Regions from separate parts of the Mus musculus genome. Here regions 1 and 2 are each linked to region 3. A link is a loop called in an ENCODE intact Hi-C map of the cell type or tissue named here. Cell type or tissue: left cerebral cortex. All regions are shown on one strand. Each heading gives the region's core, and the rest is flanking DNA. Links, peaks and the distances in the headings are about the cores only.

Evidence for each region. Hi-C counts contacts between places; a loop is a spot of excess contacts. Peaks named below come from ENCODE experiments on the same cell type or tissue, not always from the same donor. Only the 100,000 strongest peaks of a DNase experiment are listed, where the experiment ranks them.
Region 1: it touches region 3 in a loop (2.5-fold over the local background); 9 of 42 quality-filtered maps call a loop at or near these places.
Region 2: a loop joins it to region 3, with 4 times the contacts of the local background. A loop is called at or near these places in 5 of 42 quality-filtered maps.

Annotation. Positions count from the first base shown.
Region 1 is chr9:88,400,058-88,407,617 of GRCm38, reverse strand. Snx14 (sorting nexin 14) reads left to right here. Exons shown (of 29, transcript NM_001359958.2): 8 at 136-292; 9 at 2,303-2,378; 10 at 2,875-2,919; 11 at 3,027-3,107; 12 at 3,200-3,314; 13 at 4,198-4,353; 14 at 5,350-5,474; 15 at 5,640-5,698; 16 at 6,869-6,895. Among named protein-coding and RNA genes, the nearest start is that of Snx14, 35 kb to the left of the region's middle. In left cerebral cortex, for the core only: no CTCF peak of the experiment used is centred there; a DNase peak (open chromatin) is centred at 3,327.
Region 2 is chr9:87,736,884-87,744,443 of GRCm38, reverse strand. Gm36767 (a long non-coding RNA gene) reads right to left here and starts at 5,060. Exons shown (of 3, transcript XR_379684.3): 1 at 4,587-5,060; 2 at 2,344-3,260. In left cerebral cortex, for the core only: a CTCF peak has its summit at 3,575 (motif pointing right); DNase peaks (open chromatin) are centred at 3,596 and 4,992; H3K4me3 peaks cover 328 bases; H3K27ac peaks cover 697 bases.
Region 3 is chr9:88,542,270-88,549,829 of GRCm38, reverse strand. Zfp949 (zinc finger protein 949) reads right to left here and starts at 1,810. Exons shown (of 6, transcript NM_001142943.1): 1 at 1,322-1,810. In left cerebral cortex, for the core only: CTCF peaks have their summits at 2,425, 3,441 (motif pointing right) and 4,104 (motif pointing left); DNase peaks (open chromatin) are centred at 1,782, 2,371, 3,460 and 4,092; H3K4me3 peaks cover 1,242 bases; H3K27ac peaks cover 1,082 bases.

The DNA of each region.
Region 1 (7,560 bases), core at 1,020-6,019, 140 kb after region 3:
TCTGTAAAATTTTCCATTTCTATTCAGAAAGCAGGGGCCAGGAGAGGAATGAGGAATACATGTTCTGTATGCTAATGCAAATGAAGTAATTTAATATTTCATAACTCATCCAATAGTTTTTATTGTTATTTACAGTAAAGAACACGGAGTATTTACAACAAGCCGCTTTAGAAGAATATGGTCCAGAGCTTCATGTGGCCCTGAGAAGTCGAAGAGATGAATTACAGTATTTAAGGAAGCTTACTGAGTTACTTTTTCCTTATATTTTGCCTCCTAAAGCAACAGACTGCAGGTATAAACGCACTAGAAAATATCATAGTAGTATTTGTAATGTATATAGTGAATATATCTATATAGCATATACATATAGCATGTATATTGCTGTTTTATTATAATAAGGCTTCACTAAAACTTGGTATAAATTTATGGTATGAATAGTTTTTCACTTGAGAATAATTTGGTCAGATGTTAAAATGCCAATTTAGGTGCTGAGTATTTGTTATTTTGCCTTAGAATTTGTTATTAAAAACTGATTGTAGAAGTCACAGTTAAATAAATGAGGACACTTAATTTTATTTGAAATATTTCTGCTTTATTTTCTTGATGTTCCTTTTTAAAGACATGCATACCATGATTCTTATAGACAGAAACACTTTGAGCATACTTTGCAGACAAGTTTGGTTTTTAAGCTGTCCAGCTGGAAAGAATAATTAGGGGTCCTTCCCTCCATTCCCCCTTCTTCTAGAGAAGTATATGTGGATTTTGCCCATAAGTTACTTCATTACCCTTATCCTGATAGTTCTTAGATTGTTATTTACAGTAAAAGAACAATTTAGAGGGGAAAATTGTGGCTCATTCTTTCCTCTCTCCTCTGTCCGCTCTCCCTCTCTTCCTTTCCGTTCATTGAGACAGGGCCATGCTACATAGTGTTCTCGACCTGCTTTGTCTCCCAATTTAGGGTTGTAGGTCTGTGTCACCATGCTCAGCTCAGTGATGTACTTGCAAATATTTAATCATTAGACGATATAGAAGTGCATGTTGGTAGAGGTATTTTAGTGTTTTGATCAAGCTGTCTAGCTGGATATGCTGCTGTGATCTCATCTATGTAGGTGCCTGAGCAGAGTGCAAATGTGAAAATCCGTCCTGGGAAACATACTGATCCTCCTTCGTAAAGAAATCTTTAGTCTCATTTGTGTTGCCAGTTAAATTGTCCTTAGTCTTAGGGCGCATGCTGTTGGATATACCATACATACACAGTTTTTTGGTGTGTGTGTTAAGGAGCAAACCCGGGACCTTGTACATGCTACTCAGTCTCTCAGCTACATCTCCAGCCTGTAAACGTGAACTTATAAAGCTAGCAAAGATTCGAGAAGGAAAAGTGCTCTGATGTCTTCCTGCTCCCTCCTGTAAGAGAGCGCTCATTTCCTTTAAACAGTGGGCACTTTTAGCAAATGAAGAGCGCAAGTCCAAGTGTGTGATGCTGCAGCAGAAGCATCTAGACACTTGCTGAAAATGCAGAATTGTACGGCCCTTCCTGGTCCTACTGAATTTTAATCTGAGTTTTTTGGATAGATAAGTGTGTACGTAGGGGAGGAGCCTAAACAGCCACATAAGACAAGCGCTCTTCCACTGAACTACACTCCCAGCTCCATCTTTCCTTTCCCCTTCCCCCTCTCCCCCTTTCCCCTTTCCCCTTTCCCCTTCCCCCTCTCCCCCTTTCCCCCTTCCCCCTTCCCCCTTCCCCTTTCCCCTTTTCCCCTTCCCCCTTTCCCCTTCCCCCTTCCCCCTTTCCCCTTCCCCTTCCCCCTTCCCCTTTTCTCTTTCCCCTTCCCCCTCTCCCCCTTCCCCCTTTCCCCTTTCCCCTTTCCCCCTTCCTCCTTCCCCCTCTCCCCCTTCCCCCTTCCCCTTTCCCCTTTCCTTTTTTCTTTCTTTTCTACCTACCTACCTACCTACCTACCTACCTACCTACCTACCTACCTATCTACCTATCTACCTACTTATCTACCTACCTACCTACCTACCTACCTACCTACCTACCTACCTACATGGTTTCATAGTACAGCCTGTAGCTGACCTGGAACTTGCTGTGTAGATCAGGCTGGCCTTGAACTAAGATCCAATTTTTTCTGCCTCTCCAGTGCTGGGGTTAAAGGCGTGCGCTACCATGTCCATCCCCATAGTTTCATTTCCGTGGGGTCTTTAGTTAGTTAAGTGCTTGACAATGAGGAACTTGTGCGGGTCACTGATTACAGAATTATTATTATTAATTATTATTATTAATTATTATTACTTCTGTCTCCAGGTCCCTGACATTACTCATAAGAGAGATTCTGTCTGGTTCTGTGCTTCTTCCTTCTTTGGATTTCCTAGCTGATCCAGTAAGATTACATTTTTTCTTTTCTTTTTCTTTCTTTCTTTCTTTTTTATAAAATACTCTTGAATTACTGTTTAGCCATTTTGTGTGTATAGTACATTGTTTTGAAACATGTGCTTATTTGAGTGACCATCATCATCACCTTCCAAAGTGTTGGTCTTAACAAAACGAAAATCCTGTAAATTCTACACCCATAAACAGTAATTCCTTGGCAGAGGAATGTTTTAGTAGTCCTTTCCTTGCCAAGTCTCAGTAGTAATCCATTCTATGTGTGTGTCACATTTTGCTTATTTATTTGTTCTTGGATGGACACTTTCAACAGTTCTGACTGGTTTGATTGTAGTTCTTTAGGAGTCCCTCTGTAACACACAGATACAGATATTTAGCCAGTCACTGTGCTGTTTATTTTTCTAGCAAACTTGATAATGTGAAAGTTCTGAGAATTTTTGGCAGAACATGACAGTGGGTTATTCTGACCTGTGCTTCTTACGTCCCATTAGGATACTGTCAATCATTTGCTTATCATCTTCATAGACGACAGCCCTGTGAGTATTGAGCGTACTGCGTGCGACACTTGGAACTGCTTTGTTTGAACTGTATGTACCAACTCTAGTGCGAATTTTACTGAATTGATAATTCTGTTTCTTCCAAGCCTGAAAAAGCAACTGAACCAGCTTCCCCTTTGGTTCCATTCCTGCAGAAATTTGCAGAACCTAGAAATAAAAAGCCATCCGTGAGTGTTTTCAGCATTAATGTTTTGGAGATAACAGTTTTAAAATACATTCATGTATCTTTCACTTACTCTTCCTCTCATGTTGCGACAAGGTGCTGAAGTTAGAGCTGAAACAAATCAGAGAACAGCAGGACCTTTTGTTCCGCTTTATGAACTTCCTGAAACAAGAAGGGGCCGTGCACGTCCTGCAGTTCTGTCTGACAGTCGGTGAGGCTTCCTCTGCGTGTCACCAGTGACGTCACCATGCTTGCTAGTGCTGTGGCTGTTTAGAGCAGATCTGCTGTCCAGACGACATTTCATGCTAGATATCTCGGGTGACTGAGCTTCTCCAGCTGTCTAGTCCTTTCTAGGTGGGGCATGACCGTAACATTGCCTGCAGTCAGATTCTAGTAGCAGAAAAGAATCTCTAAAAATCCAGTGTGGTGGTGCTGTGTGAAAGATCTCACAGTCCAAATCAGCACCGCTCGGCCAGCATTCTGTTAGGAGTGCCAAGCTGGAATATCACGGCGCGTTGGATCTGTGAGAAACTTTCCGAGCTGGATTGTCATTATTACTTAGTGAGCAATCAGATTTTACAATCTTGACAGATCTTTGGTATGAGAAACTAATCTAATATGTTCTTTATAGAAAATATTACAAATATGCTTACTAGTCTGTTGTAGCAAATTTGTATTGCTAGCCATGTTTATATATTTTATATTAACATAAAAATCTTGTTGAATTTGGGTTTTTGTTTGTTTTTTTTTGTATCTGTTGTTTTTGTTGTTTTTTGTTTGTTTTTTTGTTTTTTTTCAAGACAGAGTTTCTCTGTGTAGTCCCGGCTGTCCTGGAACTCACTCTGTAGACCAGGCTGGCCTCGAACTCAGAAATCCGCCTGCCTCTGCCTCCCGAGTGCTGGGATTAAAGGCTTGCGCCACCCCTACCTGGCTGAATTTGTTTTTAATTTGAGTATTCTACTCTCAAGTCCTTTTCTAAAAGTTTAAAATAATAATTTGATTATATTTTCTGCTTCTAGTTAGAATAAGAGCGTGAAGTTTTCATGAAAGCATTTATATTAACTTTTTTTCTTAATCTCTCTCTAATTTGTTAGAGGAATTTAATGATAGAATTTTGCGTCCAGAGTTATCAAATGATGAAATGCTATCTCTCCATGAAGAATTGCAGAAGATTTATAAGACCTACTGCTTGGATGAAAGCATTGACAAAATTCGCTTTGATCCCTTCATTGTCGAAGAGATTCAAAGAAGTAAGTCAGAGCGGATAGTGCATGGGTGGTCGGCATTGTTCCCGTCTGCTGCGTTTTCTTCGTGTCTCTTATTCTACTTTAAAAAAAGATTAATTTATACAGTTGTTTGTTTGAGGGAGGAGCCTCTCACTATGTGTCCCTGGGTAGCTTGGAGTTCACTTTATAGACCAGGTTGATCTCAAACTCAGAGACTTGTCCATCTCTGCTTCCCCAGTGCTGGGATTAAAAGCATGAGTCACCACTCCTGGCACTTTTTATTGCTTGAATAATTATTTTCAAGTGCGTGCGTGCGTGCGTGTGTGTGTGTGTGTGTGTGTGTGTGTGTGTGTGTGTGTGTGTGTGTTCGAGTGTGTACATGTGCCCAGGTGCCCTTGAAGGGCAGAGGCTTTAGAGCCCTCTAGTGCTGACGGTTGTGAGCTGCCAACATGGGTTTTGGTAACTGAACTCTGGTCCTTTGCAAGAGCAGTTACCAAGCGCACTCTTGAGCGCTTCACGTATTTTTTAGTCATTCCAGCAGCAGTTAAGATGCTTTAAAAAATACTTAGGACCTTTTATTAACTTTCTTAGTTAAGACTTTTTTTTTTTTTTTTACATATTTTACTGACAAGATTAAAGCTTTGAGAAAGAGAAGTGTTCACTATAAATATAACTGAGGCAGGCATGAAGGTGGATGCCTGTAATCTTAGCCCTTGGAGGTGGAGGCAGGAAGATCATGGGTTCAAGGACAGCCTATCCTACAAGGAAATTCCACTTGAGTCTGGCTGCTTAGTGGGACCCTGACACTCAAAAGAGTCCATAAGATAAAACAACTCACATAACTAATGTTTCTCAGAGCTGGAGGTAAATCTTTCTCATTTCCCATTCTAGTGAGATTTCTTCTGTAGGAGTTTCTATTAAACATAGTTTGTATGTTCATTTCACATAGTGAAATTTAAATGAATATGTTACCTTTCTGTTACTCAGCAATAACTTGTACAATTGGGTTGTTTTAAATAGTTGCTGAAGGCCCATACATAGATGTTGTGAAGCTGCAAACTATGAGGTGTCTTTTTGAAGCATATGAGCACGTCCTTTCCCTGTTGGAGAACGTGTTTACCCCCATGTTCTGCCACAGTGATGAGGTGAGTCAGGCTTCTCCACTTCTTCAGAGTGGCTCTGATAGTGTTGGGTCTGAGATTTAAGTAGCGAAATAAATTTTAAAAAAGCAAGATTAAGTAAGAGAAAGTAGTGTGTTTCAATGTCAAGTACTGGTTTTGTTAATCCTAATTTGTCTTGTTGTTTTGAAGTATTTTAGGCAACTTTTAAGAGGTGCAGAATCGCCCACACGCAATTCCAAATTCAACAGGTAAGCAGTTTACCTCTGGGTGTGTACTGGTTTTAACCTGCTGTTGCTATTTTCTGATGGCATTATAGTCTTTTTCATTGTTTGCCTAAATAAAACCCACCTGCTAGATGACTGAAGTCAAAGGCTCCAGCTTCAGCGCTGGAGAGCTCTCTTTGCCCTTTTAAGGGCACCCGGTATCTTTTGTATACCTTTTCTAGTTTTAAAATATAAAAAAGGCAGGTTGGACATACAGATATGAATACAGCCGTTTAAAGTATGTTTTTCTCCGTATTTACTTAACTTTAATGTTAGCAGTCACACTTAAGAGGCCTCTTCTCTGATACTTAACCATTAGAAGAGTTTGCTAACATCCTTTGATTGGAAATTTAGAGTATCCAGTTTGCTGTTAAATGGCTTAAAGTATTTAAAGACGATTTTATTTTTTTGGTTTGTTTACATTTTGTTTACTTGTACTTTAAAAGTAAATTTTTAATGCATACAGCGAAGTCTGACCCAGTTTATTGTGTACTCAAAGTACAACTCCTTAGGAATATATTTTTTTAGCTTCAAGATTTCTTTAAAAAGTTGTGTTTGTTTGTTTGTTTGGGATTGAGTCAAGAGCATCTGTGTATTAGGCAAACAATGTTACTACTGACGTCCTTTGTGGCCCCCCCGCCCCGCCCGACATTCTGCTGTATGTATGAGACAAGAGCTTACTGTGCAGTCTAGGCTAGACTCAAACTACACAAGTGCTAGGATACATCGTAGGCACAGGCATGAGGCACCATGCCTGGGAAAACACTCATTTTACCTCAGGCTAAAATGTGTTAAGCCTCATGAATGAGTGCATCTAACATGGACACAGTTCTGTACTGAAAATCTGACCTTCTGTTGGTTAGTTTAGTCTCTCTGTGTTGTGCTGTACCACATGGTACATCTAAGGAAAAGAACATGCTGAATGATTTTCCAACATACTGTTTTCAAAAACATTAATAATCTAGATCACAAATACCCAAACAGCTGTGTGCTGTCTTCTTCCCTGTATCGTGTTATTGATAAGGATTCCTTCGCACTTGTATAACTTTGAAGCTTTTAAATCTGATTTTGAATTATAAGGTGAAACATATTTAATATCTGGGCTTTCTCTCTCTCCTCCTCTCCTCGTATAATCTCACATATCTGATATTGCAGAGGTAGCCTAAGTTTGGATGATTTCCGGTAAGTCCTGGGCATGTGACTTTTTTTTTTCCAGCATAAATTGTCTGTTTTAATCTAGAGAGTTCACCTCAGGCAACCTAGGTGCAACTAAAAAGGAAAAATATGAAGCACAGTGATGTCCCTGCCTTTATATGAATTATTTAGGATAAATTTTTAAAGTGAATTTTTATTTTGGATTCAGAAACACCCCCTTCCCCGCAACCCCCCTGACTTCTCTCTGTAACCCTGGCTGTCCTGAAACTTGTTCTCTCAACCAGGCTGGCCTTGAGTTCAGAGCTCACCTGCCTCTCAAGTGCTGGGATGAAAAGTGTGCACCACCACTGCCCGGCTCTTAGGGGTATTTTTGAAATAGCATGCACTTATGAAATAAAATGTTCTGATAATATTAAGATATTTTTATTATTTATCTACCAGTATCTTTTAAGAGTTGTTAACTCCCTTTAAGGGATAAGGAGGGCTGCTGAATAATTTTTAGAATTCTTTGTAATTAAAGAATTGTGGGCTTTACTTTTTACTTATTTATTTTGCCCCAAGTAAATATAATGGTGTTTCTGTGGATTGAGGCATAATCACAAATGAGACTTTTGAAAAAAGCTGTAGTCCAAAACCTATATTGTTTTATAGACTCTAAATTCTAGAGACTGGAATGGCTATGTAAGGTCTAG
Region 2 (7,560 bases), core at 1,020-6,019, 810 kb after region 3:
GTTAATGTAGGGTGGGAGTGTTATATAACTGAAAAGGAAGAAAAAGCTGGGCATGGTGTCCCATGTCAGTAATCACAGCACGTGGAAGGTGGTGACTGAAATGTCAGGAGTTCAAAGCCAGCTTGAGCTACAAAGTGAGTTTGAGGTCATCCTGAGCTACATCAATCCCTGTCTCAAGAAGAAGGGGTTATAAGATATCATGAGAACATAGAAGATTCTTTAAGTGTCAAATTAAAAAACATGCCACGCGGGCTGGGAGAGATGGCTCAGCGGTTAAGAGCACTGACTGCTCTTCCGAAGGTCCTGAATTCAAATCCCAGCAACCACATGGTGGCTCACAACCATCTGTAATGAGATCTGACGCCCTCTTCTTGTGTGTCTGAAGATAGCTACAGTGTACTTACATATAACAATAAATAAATCTTTAAAACAAACAAACAAACAAGCAAACATGTCATGCAGGTGAACTCAGAAGAAAGCCTGACTACTCTCAGCTGGGAGGTAAATTTAATACCACATAATGTTGGTGCTGCTGAGATTCCCTCATCTAAAGATGTTTGATTATTTCTTGGGATCTTGGAGCCAGTGACAAAGCCAGCATGCCTTTATGCTCCATTTGCTTATTCCAAGCCTTTCTCACTTGCCTATCCCATCACACCCCACTACCTGGAGCTACCTGGAGCTGCCTGGAGCTGCCTGGAGCTGCCTGGAGCCGCCTGGAGCAAGTGGAAACAAATTATCTGCTGTTCTATATTCAAAAGATCAAGACAAACACAGCAGCAGGCTTCTGACCTCAGGGAGTTTACACTCTAGCTGAAGAGGAAGTTGCACATACATTCCTTTAATCTGGGCTCAGTTAACCTTGGGAAATAGACTGAGATGCACTGGGTGGATATGTAACCCATTCTAAACATGGAAGCTTCAGCAGGAGGGTGAGCATCCAATATGATCCAAACAGGGAGGGAGGACAGAAGTGGGAGGGAGGCAGGGAAACAGGGAGGGAGAGAAGGAAAGAAGGAAGGACACTTGCAGAGTGGGCCTTCCCAGTCAGTCTTAGAGGGTGGATCCAGTACCAAGGAGAACTTGTCTTCATAAAACTCAACCTGCTTCTTGACTCAGCATTTCAAGGTGAGGAGACAGGTGATCGAGAACAAGGGAAAGGAAACTTTCCCTTCTTCTTCCCCAGGCTCCAAGTCTCCCATCATTAGGGGAATACTGATGTTCCTGCAAAACCAGAGTGACACTCTGACTTTCCAGAATACTCAGATGTATCTAGCCACTGTTCAAACCCATACTGCACAGGGGGACCCAGATCACCCTACAGGCTGCCACACAGAGGCCACACAGAGGTCTTCAGCCTCTGTACTGACAAGCCTTGGAGACCAAATTTTGTTCTTATTTTCTCTGGAGCACAGATATAGAAATGCCCTTCTGAAGCTGCCAGAATGAAAACTGGCAAGTGACAGAGTTGAGGGACACTGAGGACAGTCAAAAGGGCAGGGCAGGGACAAGCCCATGCTTCTGAAGTTTCTTAGGCAAGGTGTGATTGTCCAAGCTTGCTGGGAAGCTAAACTGAGTTTGAGGGCAGCCTGGGCTACAGAGAAGATCCTGTTGGAGAGTCTTTAGGTATCAGTCTCTGGAATGTCCTTTCTATAAACAAAATGCCTCCATATTGTAAAGAGAATCTGGTGGGAGGGAAGGAGGCAGCAAGGGAGGGAGGAAGATTAAGCACTTTGCCAGGGCTTGTAGCCTGTATTCTGTTTAAACCCTAAGAAGCCAGTGCTGAATTCAAGACTGGTTCCTAAGGTCTCTAGATAAACTGCATCCCTATAGAGCTGCACCTTTGACTTCTGTGCAGTGAAGTAAAACCACAGCCCAGGAATTTGTTGGGTGAAACAGGAGCAGGTGATTCCCTAATGGAGCAGAATATAAGACACCCCCTCGCTGCTGCTGCTGCTGCTGCTGCTGCTGCTGCTGCTGCTACTGCTGGCCTCATCATCCTGGTCAATTCAGGAACGACACAGGGACCTCTTACCACAGAGAAATGATTCGACTTTTCCTTGTATAATGAGGATCATGCTTTTTTACTTCTTTCCCTTGCTGCTAGGAAGCTCAGAGGCAAATTTCAAGTTCTCCTTTAATAAACTGTGTGTTGTCCCACATGCACACCAGAGCTCTTGTTTTCTTCTCATCTTGGCTCTGGATTCTGATTTCAATTTTATGCAGCCTTAAGTTTTTACACAGCATTTACATGCTTGTTGTAAGTACTCTCACAAAGCATCCCCAAACCTTAGCAGACTAAAGTAAAGCATGCGTGACATTAAAAAAAAAATAATAATTTACCTGGGATGAGCTTTCATCTGTTGTACCCATGCAGATTCTTTAGTGCTTTGAATTCTATTGCTTTAAAAAAAAACTGAAGAAAAATCAAGACACCATCTGGCTGTCTTTAGAAAGACAGAGGTAGTTTAGGTCTTTGATCTGCTCTGCACATGGGCTGAGAGAGGGAGAGAGGACCAATCTCCCTGACACAGACAATCGTTCGCTTTATTAAACAAGTGTCTTGTATTACACACAGAGAGCATGCATTATGTGGATGCTCTCGGGGAAGTCAGAATGGAAAGTAGATATTGAGGGTAAGGAGACTCAGGTTTGAAACATTCACGTCCCAGCTGTTTCTAATAAAGTCCTCTAAATGCGAGCGTATTTCCACAACATACACTAATGCAACTGTAACTGCCCCGAGATGGTTTATTCTTAAAAAAAAAAAAGCATACATATTATCAGGAATAATTGTGCAATGGAGAGTCCATAGGAACTGCAGGTTACCGCCCTGGAGACAGGTCACTTTACACTTGTCTTAGTTGTTATCATGCAGGACCTAGACAGTTTTTCACTGTTGACCTAGTAATAAAGTCCTGACTATAGAAAAAGAAGAAAAAGGGTGGGGGAGATAGAGAACCTCACTACTGGGAAAACCAAAAAGGTCATTGGGGGGTTGCAAATGAAAATGAAGGTGTGGCAAAGGGCTCTCTCCAGCTTACTGTGTGGGGAAGTGGGAACTTCACTGGGAAAGATCCCTCAGCTGGAGGGGACTGGGTCTTGGTCAGGCTCAGTTAATCCTGAGGTTAGCCTTCACACCAGGGTTAGGAATCCTTGTTAACATTTGTCCAGGTTCCCCCTCAGGTTGCCTTTTTCATTTCCCACCGTCTTCCTCTGCCCATGTGGAGGCTTCCATTTCAACAATGGCTTTTACATTTCTGTAAAAAAAAAGGGGGGGGATAGATATGGGGGTATTATCTTAATGGAGGTCAGGTAGAATAGTGAAAGGGCAGGCCCTTCTCTGTCCTGAGAACTAGGGGCCTTCTCCATCCTAACAAAAGGCATCCATCTACAGAGCTTCCCTTGCAGCGGGGCTTGGATTTCTGGGGCGTCCTAGGGCTGCAGCGGCTGCGAGGTGAAGGGTTCTGATTGCCACCCAGAATTGGACACAGGTACAGCCTGGGTCTGCAGGGAGTCCCAGGTAAAACTGCTCCCTTAACAGTCGGGCTTATGGCTATGCCACCAACGGTCCCCAGAGGGCGCCCTGGGCCCGGACCCTGCTTTCAGGCCAGGCCCGCGAGCTGCCAGCAATGGGAATAGTAGGGGACTCCAGCGAGAAGAGGCCACTGCTGCCCCAGGCCAAGGAGGGTGGGAAACAGCCACCCAGCAGAATAGTTGACAGACTTTCTGCCACCACTTCCTTACCTCCCTACCCCCCACCTGGATATATTGTCTCATCACCGCCCAACCCGCCAGCCAGGCTGGGATTATTATTCAGCCTGATGCAGGGGTTGTGGCTGGAATGCCTTTGGGTCTTGCCATAAACACTTGCCTAAATCGTGAAGCACGCGAAGGACAGGGCACCATTCCCTCCCGCCATCCAGAAACGCTCTGGATTCCTTGCTTTGTGCTAAGGCCCACAGGCCAAGGTGTTACTGCTTGTGTCAGGCCGAGCGGCGGCGTGAAGCAGGCGAGGGCAACGGCACTAAATGCCTATGCCGGTCCGGAGCTGCCTAGCTAGGGCCAAGCTCTTCCGTTTTAGTCTCAGACCTCCGCGGATGAAGCTGTGGACATGCAGCACTAGAGAGCAGCCCGCTCACCAGTGCCCGTGTCGCCAGGCCCGACCACTGGGACACTTCTCTTACAGGTTGAGTTTTCAACTCAGTATTTTGAACCAATTTTTCATTTTTAGGGAATTCTTAGTTCAAATGTGCAAAAGGCTCAACAAGTCCTCCTTTTACCCCTGCACTGCGTTTCTTTTCCCGCTTTCCCGAGGTCACTGAGGTTGACCTAGAATTCGCAACTGACTGCACGCCAGCCAAGGCTCTGTTTACTAAGTCACCGTCACCTCTTAGCGTAAGGGACGCGCTTCTCCGGATCCAGATCTTCCTGATGGTTTTGCCCTGCGCTGTTAGCTGTGCGCCCTTGCCATTGGGCTAGGGAAGCGCCGACCCGTTCGGAAGTGTAACGCAGGGCTGGCTTTGGAGCTCCGTGGACAGACGGGCGCTAGTGACAGACCCCAGAAGGAGGAAGCCTATACCCACCGAGCACACTGTACGCCGGGCGCCGAGATGGCCGCGACCCCCTGCGGCCTCCAAGAGCCACGGGGTCCTCTCGGGCTCCGGGGCCCGGCTCTCGAACAGGTGCGCGGTTCAAGGCCAGGGGGCGGGACCACCCTCTGTCCCAGCGGGTCAAACACCCAGAGGCCAGAGGTCAGCTTCCAGCTCTGGGAGAAGGGGTGCGGGCTAAGTGGAAGTCTGGCTGTTGGATTGGGAAGTGTGCTTTGAGGAGTGGAGGCTCCAGCAGGCAGCTCAGGGATTGGCCGCACCGAGCTCAGCTCCCCAGAAGGCCTCCCCCGGCTTTGCAAAAAGGGCTTACTGGAAAGAGCAGAAAAGAATTTGCCTTTCACGGGACAAGGCCAGCAGAGGGATGGGTGGAGAACTTCGGCTTGCATTCCTTCAACACTTCCCTCTCCTCTCCCTTTCGAGCCCCTTTTCGGTTTTACACACAACACCTGGGAGAACTGTTAATGGCGAATTAGTTAGGGGTCGCTTAGGCGTGGCCAGGAGTTTCTTCCCTCCCGGCCCCCGCGCATCACGCCCCTTCCACGGATGACTTGAACTCTGCATCCCGTCTGTCCGATCCCTATTTGGGCCGCGGCTTCCGAGCCGCGCTCACCGCCTAGGCGCGCCTAGGCGCGGCTGCAAGTGGGCGCACCACACGCACCGTGATTTATGAACCAGAGGCTCACGAGAACCCGACGCTTCGGCTGGGTTAATTTTTGTCATTGTTCCTCATCAGGTTGAGATAGTTTGAAGTTTGAGGCGGGTTTTATTTATCACCCCGCACATTTGAAATACAGTCGGACATAAAAATAACTGACTCTGGAACTCTGGCGCAATATTGGAACCGTCGGGGAATAATTTGGCTAACTGACTTGGACATTTCACCTTCTAAACAGAAATGCAGCTCTCAGTCAAACTGTAAATCAGAATGTCTTCAGCAGTGGTGGGAGTGGGGGGAGGGAGGGGAGGCACCAATACCAGAAAGAATGGAAACCGAGATGAAGAAATGAAAGGAAATGCAGATATTGACCCAAGCAACTCAGACTTCAGAAAGCCGGGCTGAATTTTTAATTTCAGGTGTGGAACCTCATCGGAAATTTGAATTCTTAAATGTTTTTCCTGGAAGATCGGTCTCCAGAGTTTTAGGATGCCCCAATCAGACTTTCAAAAAAATCTTTTTGTCCGCTTTGTATCAATACCAAGCAATAAATGATAGTTTAAAAAGCAAACCAGCAGAGTACCCAATTAAGCTCACTCTGGGTCTAAATTGAGGTCCTTTTTTAGAGTTGTAATTATAAACGGAAACAAAGAGGCAGGGCGTGGCCTGAGTTATGATTGAGCGGGATCATACGGAAGCGACTTAAATTTTGATAAGGAGAAATTTCTCTTGCGATTCCCTTACTCCCAACTTGCACTGGATCTTGGGACCGGAATCTGAGAGCCTTTTCCGCGCCTCAGGGGCTCCTCTCTCCTTCTATCTGCAAGTCCTCAACATTAAATGCTCAATTTCTTACCGCCACTTAGCATGGAGTGATCAAAAGCCTCCTCAAAGCAGGGACTGGAAAAGAACAGAAAATCAGTGCGGGCAGCTACTCAACAACTGATCACAAAGGAGGATGCAAAATACAACCAAATAAAACTTCCCAGAAAGGAAGCATATGTTGTTATTTTTTCATTGCGTCTCCCCCTACCCACTCACCCTCACCCGCGAGGAAATGTCATTGGATCTCCAGCCTGGACATAGAGACCATTCTGAACATTTCTCTTCTACTATGGAGATACAAGCATGGTTTTAATGCCGCTGACCTACAGCAATAGCACCTGTAAACACCCGCTCCACTTTTAAGACATTCAACATGTAAATATTTGTCTAAACTCATTTAAAACCAAAACCATTCTCATAACTCGCTTATGAAATATCTTAAAATAAACTGGAATGAGAAATCCATGACACTTCTTTTAAAAATCCTCACAATTAAATTGAAATTTAAAAGATAACAGAGGCTTCTGGTAGGGGAAAAACACAAAAGATCACTTTAACGGAGCTTTGAACTGTGCTAGAAGATCCCCAGTTAGTAGATGGTACTTAGTGTCTGTTGATAGTATTTACTGTGCAATTTAAATTGTTATTGGAATCGAACCTTATTTCAAAGTTATTAATAAAATAATTGAGATGAAAACACATTTTGATAGGCAAAGGATTGGCAAGAAAATTGATTTTCGTTTCCCTTCACAAGCAAATTGATATTGGTGCAGTTTTGACACTTGCAAGGCTGAATTCTTAATCTGATTTTTAGAACAATATCAATCCCAACCTCACGTTGCTCAAATTCATTTATCTGCTTTAGAACAGGATCGCAAACAATGGCAGCTTCATCTACAGGGCACTTTTTTTTTTTCTGTGTTGTGAGTGAACTCTTGCCAGACCATGACCTGAAGTCCTTTTCAGGATAACCAGCTGAGAAATCAAACAAGATTGTCTTTCCATACATTTATTTTTATTTGTTCGACTTTGCCCTCCTTTACTTCTACTGACTCACAAAGAAAATTTCTTTCTCTTAAAATTTCAAACCACAAATATTTTTTAAAAACATATATCTCAAGACTTAAACGTACAGATGTAATACATACCGTGAACCCTATAAAATGCGTTTACAATGCTGACTTAAAAAAGAAATTTATAACTTTCATATGTACCTTCCTTGTGCAATAGGCGACCACCATATGTTTCCGACTTCCATAATTCAGTTTTCCTGGACATCTGTAGCAGGTAGTGAGTGCTTCTTAAAGTACATTTTGTGTAATTTGAGAAGGAACCATGCTGAAGACTAAAGGTGAATCAAAAAAAAAGTTTATCTTTCTAGAAATGCTAGTTACTGTGAGTGTGGCCTGTGATAAGTGTTTCTGCCTCCTTTATTAATGAGGCTGAATTTAGATTGTGACAGTTTCGAAA
Region 3 (7,560 bases), core at 1,304-6,303:
ATTATATCCTGTCTCTGCCCTCCCCCACAGCTCATTAGCCTATTGAGCCATGTGGCACACTGGTGCTTCCCAGCCTGTTTCTCTATTGCAGTATACTCAATACAGTGTTCTAGTCTAAAGGGCAAATGCATTCACTCATAGCCCAGCAGACCTTCCCTGTGCTGGCCACCAACATGGAGTGAGCACTAAGGTAAACCTGATAGTCCAGACTGGCTCCTGTCCTGTTCTGAAAGGTTAGCATATGATGATGTATCGGTAGGTAACTTGCAATAATGCAATCTCTACCATGAAAATGTAGGCAGACCCAGTTGATCCCAGTACGGGGATCGTCAAAGGAGCCTGTATCACAGGGGCCTGCCGTTCTATGGAGTTCAGTGAAGCAGTCAAAGGCTTGGACCAGGTGTAAATTCCCTACCAGGACCCAGGGCCTCCTGGTCTGTTATTAATGGTCTTCCTCCTCACTAGGGGGATGGGATTGCTACAGTTGCACACCCTCTTCAGAACATGAAACCTCCCCACTTTGTTCCCAGGAAAATGTTCCTATAACAATACTAGAATCTTCTGAGATAACCTCTTATCTCTGGTACTAGACATTTTCAGAAACTAAACAAAGCCTCAGACAGTGTTTCTCAACCTTCCTAATGCTGCAACTCTTTACTACAGTTCCTCATGCTGTGGTGACCCTCAGCCATAACATTATTTTTAATGATTATTAGATTATTAGTAATTTTGCTCAATGTTATGAATCCTAATGTAAACTTCTGATATGCAGGATATCTATGTGATAGTCAACCCCTGTGAAAGGGCCGTTTGACACTACCCACCCACCCCCAACCCTTTCAGGTTGAGAATCCACATGTGGAGAACCACTGTTCTAAGAGCTCAAACCTCAAGTGCCAAAAACATCACTTCATAAAGACAGGAAAACTGACGAATACAATTGCCAATACACATAAGGGTACAGTCACTACGGGAGAATTTCTCTAGGAATTTCAGGCCAATTCATTGGGATAAAAACCACCCTCTTTCTTACAGATGTGTGGGTCACAGACCTCCCCCTTCCGGCTCCAGCACCGTGGTATCAACTTACAATTTTCCCAGGCTCGCAGTTTGGGATTTCTGGGTCGTGTGAAAATTCCCAGTTTTGTAATCCGGTCTCAGATTAACGATCTTTCTCCACCCCAACTCTCCCAAAAAATGGATGCCAAGCAGGTAGCAAGATTCTTTACTGGAATGTGAGCTCACACAGGAGGCTTCCCGGCCCTGACAATCCACAGACATGAACCGCCCTCACCCCCAAGTCGCCATCTTGGGCTCTCACCTCCTTGGCAGAGCGTCCGTGTTGGCCCTTTTGGACTGATGGAATCACAGATCCAAATACTCCTAGCGCAGTCTTCGGATAAAGCAACCATTAAAGCCCTGTTCAGGCCGACTGTTCCGACTGGGAACGATGGGTCTCACAGTCACCTTCCCCTGAGCCGCTGCGGTCCGCCCTCGAACTGCGACTCAGTCCCTCCTCCAAGACCCACCTATGTTTCTGTTTCCACTGAAGTAGAAGGCACGGGTCCCGCTTCCCGAAGGTTCCGAGACCACTCTCCTCTTTTCGTCTTTCCCACCCGCCTTCAGAAACCCTGCAAGAAACGCACAGCCTGAGCAAAGGCGTCAGCACAGAGCCTGGATGCGACTTTCTATGCGGTAGCTGCCAAGAGAGCGCAGGACACAGAGATGCCTACCAGCCAAATGTCAGAGCTGTTTACCTGCTCCTGTGTGGGAGGGCCTTGTATGTTAGGGACTACATTACCCATGAGCCTCTGGGAAACTATGGTAAGTATAGAAGGACATTTTTCCACCGGGTCCACTATCGAATTACCAAGATTCAGATCAAGTACCTATCTGATAATCGCGATATGAAATTCCTTCACCTTTCTCTCATGTGAACCCCAAGTATCCCAAAGTAGTATAGAACCTGAGAAGGAAGCTTCAGTGTGTTCATCCTAGAATCAGACCAAATATCTCTGTGGGAGACGTGGAGCCTTAGAAAATCGGTGTGATATCTTTTGTAGGGTAGTCACCAGAGAAGACTACTAAACATGGGTTTAAGCCAATAAAAAGTCTTATTATCCAGACTGCAACTACCCTTGATGTTCAGGAGATCAGAGAAGCCCCACAAAATCCATGTCCCAGATTGATATATTTCAGTTCAGAACAATTAGCCAGACGCAGAACTTCAGAAGCCAGAAGGCAAGGTTAGTACATTTAGAGACTTTCCCGTAACTATGGACTTTGATGGATTAGGTTTTTGTTATAGTTTTGGCAGATGGCGCTGTCTACATGCTGAGTTTTACAGCCTGAATAGTATTTTTGTCCAGGAGTCAGCTATGCTAAGGTCTCAGAGCCTACTAAGGTCTGGGGCTCTCTTCTGGCTGTACAGAGCACTGCAGGAAGCTGAACGCTTCGTGTTTCTTAAATCCTATGAACCATTTACATCACTAGTGTATCGTCAAATTGAGCATTCTGGTACAGCACACAGTAATTTTCAAGTTCATTTTGAAATCGAACCAACATGTTGGACTTCCATTGTAATAGGAAGAAACCACAAACTATATGAATTGACAAGAGACAAAAGTTATGTTGTGTGTTGCCAATAATGCTTAGAAATAATTTGAATTTGAAATGAAAAAAATCACTTACTAAAATTGAAATGTGTTTTGTTTTGTTTTTTTGAGTCGGGATTTCTCTGTGTAGTCCTGGCTGTCCTGGAACTCACTCTGTAGACCAGGCTGGCCTCAAACTCAGAAATCCGCCTGCCTCTGCCTCTCGAGTGCTGGGATTAAAGGCGTGCGCCCCCACTGCCTGGCGAGATAATTTTTTTAAATCTTCAAAAATGAACAAATTCAAACTGAATGTGGTGGCGCATGCCTTTAATCCCAGCACTCCAGAGTCAGGAAAAAAAAAAAAGCGTTTGAGGCCAGCCTGGTCAACAGAATAGTGAATTCCAGGACAGCCAGAACGACACAGTAAAATCTGTCTCAAAAAAAAAAGGGGGGGGGGGGGGGAGACATACTCAGGAGTCAAACAAAATCTAAATAAATTTAAACAATCCCTGCCCAGAGTTGATACATTACACATTATTAAGATGAATTTTTCAACATAAACTAAATATCACTATAATCTCAATAAAGTTCCGTGAAAATGTTTCTATTTGTAGAGTGAAAGACATAAAGGCTTCAAACCTACAGGAATCTGCTTGTCTTCTACATTCCAAGTGCTGAGATTAAAGGTATGCACCACCAGGCCTGGCTCTGAATAACTTACTCCTAACAAATAAAATAATGAAGTGTCATTTGGAGGACTGTCTTATACAGAAACTGTACCTGTAGCCTCTATTTGTGCATTCTTTCTTCCTCTTTATCATTTGGCCTGAAGGAAGCCAAATGCCATTTTGCAGATTGGGCTGTAGAGGGCGCCATGGGAATAGTCTTGGAAACTAAGATCCGGCTCAAGTGGAGCTTGAGATGACTGTAGCCCTGAATATGGTGTTAATAAAATGGTAATTAAGTTTTATTTTTATCTTTTTGCCTGAGACAGGGTTTCTCTATATAGCCCTGGATATCCTAGAACTCATTGCATGTATCAAACTGGTTTTACCTCACAGAAATCTGCCAACCTCTGCCTCCTGAGTGTTGGGTTAAAGGTGTGTACCACCGTGCTCTGCAGGAAATTGAACTCTAAGCTAAAGAAGCTCTTGAATAAATCACAAACAGAAATAATAATTTGAATTTTGTATAACCTATAAAAATCCTTTTATAGCCAGGCATAGCTATCAGACCTCTGAGTTCCAGGCCAGCCTGATCTACACAGTGAGTTCCAGAACTACTCAGAGCTGCACAGAGAAATCCTATTTCCAAAACCCTAAATAAATGAACATCCTCTTATGATACTAATAAATTTTCATGAACAGAACTCCCCATGCTGTCCGATAATAACTGTCTATTGAGCTTCTAATTCATTCTGTGGGTCCAAACTGCATCTCTATGATCATTCCTCTGGAATTAATACCCAGAACGGCATTCACTTTATAGAGAATGCTGCAGGGGTGCCCTCTTGTGACAAGCTCCTTGTATACATGTGTCTGTACATAGTTTTCAGGAGCATGGAAAACCATCTGAAATCAAATCAAACATAGAATGTCCTGCATTACTAAACCATTTTGTACCAGAACTTTTAAGGAAAGGAAGGGTCCCAGAGGGCTTGAAGCTATAACGGATGGTATGAATAATTCACACTAATATGGTCCTCCGTAATTATGCTGATGGCTCTAACAACACCAGAGTGAAATGGAGGCTGAACACTGCTTAAATGGGTAGCAAAGGTGCTCCTTTCCTACTCTGAATACAGACGGATTCCCAGGAAGGAGGAAGCCTTCCACCAAGGAAGTCACCTGAGCTGTGCTTCGCTATGTTCCCACGCTGAAGGTCTCACTAGAGGAGGTGTCTGTGTTTCAAAGGTCAATGGGTTCCATTCTAAAGTATTATGTCAATTACACTTATGTTAAACAATTAATAACTGGTGCAAGAGAAAGGGCTTAGTGATTAAGAACACTGGCTTCCCTCACCGAAGACCTGGGGTTCAATTGCCATAATGCATGTGATACAACCAACCATCCTCAACTCCAGTCCCAGGGGACCCAGTGCCATCTTCTTTTTTTTTGTTTGTTTGTTTGTTTGTTTGTTTGTTTTTGTTTTTGAGACAGGGTTTCTCTGTGTAGCCCTCGCTGTCCTGGAACTCACTTTGTAGACCAGGCTGGCCTCGAACTCAGAAATCTGCCTGCCTCTGCCTCCCGAGTGCTGGGATTAAAGGCGTGAGCCACCACGCCCGGCCCCAGTGCCATCTTCTGACTTCTGCAGGCACAACACACATATAGTACACAAATATGCATACACACAAAACAATTACACAATTAAACTAATGAAATAAACATGTCTAAAATCTTAAAGACTCGCAGTAGTAATACATGCCTTTAATCCCAGCACTCGGAAAACAGGGGTAGGCTGATCTCTGAATTTAAGGCCAACCTGGTCTATAGAACAAGACACCCAGGACACCTAGGCTACACAGAGAAACCCAGTTTCAGGAAACAAAAAAAAAAAAAGAAAATTAAATAATTAATAAAAGATAAAAATGTGGATTTAGGTAAAAGAAGAAAAGATATCTGGAAGAAAAAAATTTTGAAACTGAATATGAACAAGAAAGATATGAAATTCTTTCTGCAGGCCCTCAGGGCTTCAGTCCTTTTCCCTCACCCAATACCAAATCAGGTTCCTCTCTAGCCCCCACTGCCCCACCACCCAATCCACTTTCCCTCCCAAGTCTCTCCCTCCCTCCTCACTTGTGATTGCTTTCTTCTCTTTCCCAAGTGGAACTGAGGTATCCTCAGTTGGGCACTTCAGCTTGTTGAGCCTTTTGAATTCTGTGGGACTGTATCTTATGTATTCTGTATGTTGGTTTTGGGGTTTTTTTGTTTTTGTTTTGTTGGCTAATATCCACATATTAGTGAGTACATAGAGTACACACCATGCATGTCCGTCTGAGTCTGGGTTACCTCACACAGGATGATATTTTCTAGTTCCATCCATTTGCCTGCAAAAGTCAGGATGTCCTCATTCTTAATAGCTGAGTAGTGTTCCATTGTGTACATGAGCCACATTTTCTGTATCTATTCTTCTGTCGTGGGACATCTAGGTTGTTTCCAGCTTCTGGCTATCACAAATAAGGCTGCTATGAACATAGTGGAACACGTGCCCTGTAGCATGGTGGGGCATCTTTTTGGGTATATTCCCAAGAGTGGTATTGCTGGGTCTTCAGGTAGATCTATTTCCATTTTTGTGAGGACCCTCCAGATTGATTTCCAGAGTGGTTGGTTGTACCAGTTTGCAATCCCACCAGCAATGGAGGAGTGTTCCTCTTTCTCCACATCTTCTCCAACATGTGTTGTCACCTGAGGTTTTGATCTTAGCCATTATGACTGCTGTAAGGTGGAATATCAGGGTCGTTTTGATTTGTATTTCTCTGATCACTAAGGACTTTGAACGTTTCTTTAGGTGTTTCTCAGCCATTTGAGATTCCTCAGTTGTGAATTCTCGGTTTAGTTCTCTTTTTTTGGGGGGGGGGTGTCGAGACAGAGTTTCTCTGTGTAGCCCTGGCTGTCCTGGAACTCACTTTGTAGACCAGGCTAGCCTCAAACTCAGAAATTCGCCTGCCTCTGCCTCCCTAGTGCTGGGATTAAAGGCGTGTGCCACCACGCCTGTCTTTCATTTTAGTGCTATACCCTGTTTTTTGATTGGGTTGTTTAGTTTTTTTGGTGGTTAACTTCTTGAGTTCTTTATATATTTTGGATATTAGCCCTCTGTCGGATGTGGGGTTAGTGACGGTTTTTTTTTCCCCAATCAGTAGGTTGCCAATTTGTCTTATAGACTATGCCCTTTGCCTTACCAAAGCTTTCCAGTTTTATGAGGTCCCATTTATCAATTCTTGATCTTAGAGCCTGAGCCATTGGAGTTCTGTTTAGGAAATTTCCCCCTGTGCTAATGAGCTCATACTACAATTAGTACAGTCTCAAGGTTGTCAAGCTTGGGTACCCACCAGGCCCTGGACCCTGTATGAACCTTTGACACCTAAAAGTACATTACTGTCTTTTGCCACTGTTGAGAAATGGACCAAGGATTTCATGCATGTTAGTCAAGAGAGCAGCACAATACCACAGAGCCACATCCCCCAGCTGTACTGATGTGGTACTGCTGATCTCAATAAAACATTCCTACAGTTTATTCTCTGGAAGCTTCACCAAAAGAGGGCACTCCATGACCATTTTAGATAAATCTAAATCTCTTCCGCTGTAAGACTGAGTACTGATCTTCATGTCGACAGAGTAAGGGGGCTTCTACCTTGTTTTGTTTTGTTTTGTTTTTAACATAGCTTTTTAAAAACTATTCCTAGCCAATTGTGACTATAATGAACCCAAAGAAATAGAAGTGATAGATAGATAGATAGATAGATAGATAGATAGATAGATAGATAGATAGAGATAGAGAGATATCCATCCATATCCTTTGGACTCCATGAGACACTGTAAATTACTAACCAAAATACATGTATTCAGACATCATTTGATCAAATTATTAGGCATCTCCTCCTCCTAGTCAAACCATGAAGAAAACAAGTATAAGTTCCTGTCCTCAAGAGGCCTATGTGCCATTAAGGGAAACAAAAAAATTCAACATCTAGAAATAAGAGAGGCGAGTGGGGACTACTGGATTAGAACTGTGCTTTTAAGTAAAGTAGCCAAAGAAACCCACGCTGAGGAGGTTATGGTTAGGTCAGGACATAAAGGAGGTGAAGTAAACTAGGATGATGGGTAAAGAAAGAGCAATCCACACCAGGAATGGACACGGCAGTCACACACTCTAATCATCATAAATCAATCTCACTTAGAGGAAGGGTCTGGGGGAGGGGCACATAGGTCTCCCTGGGAGGGAGAGCTAGAATAGATATGAATGAACT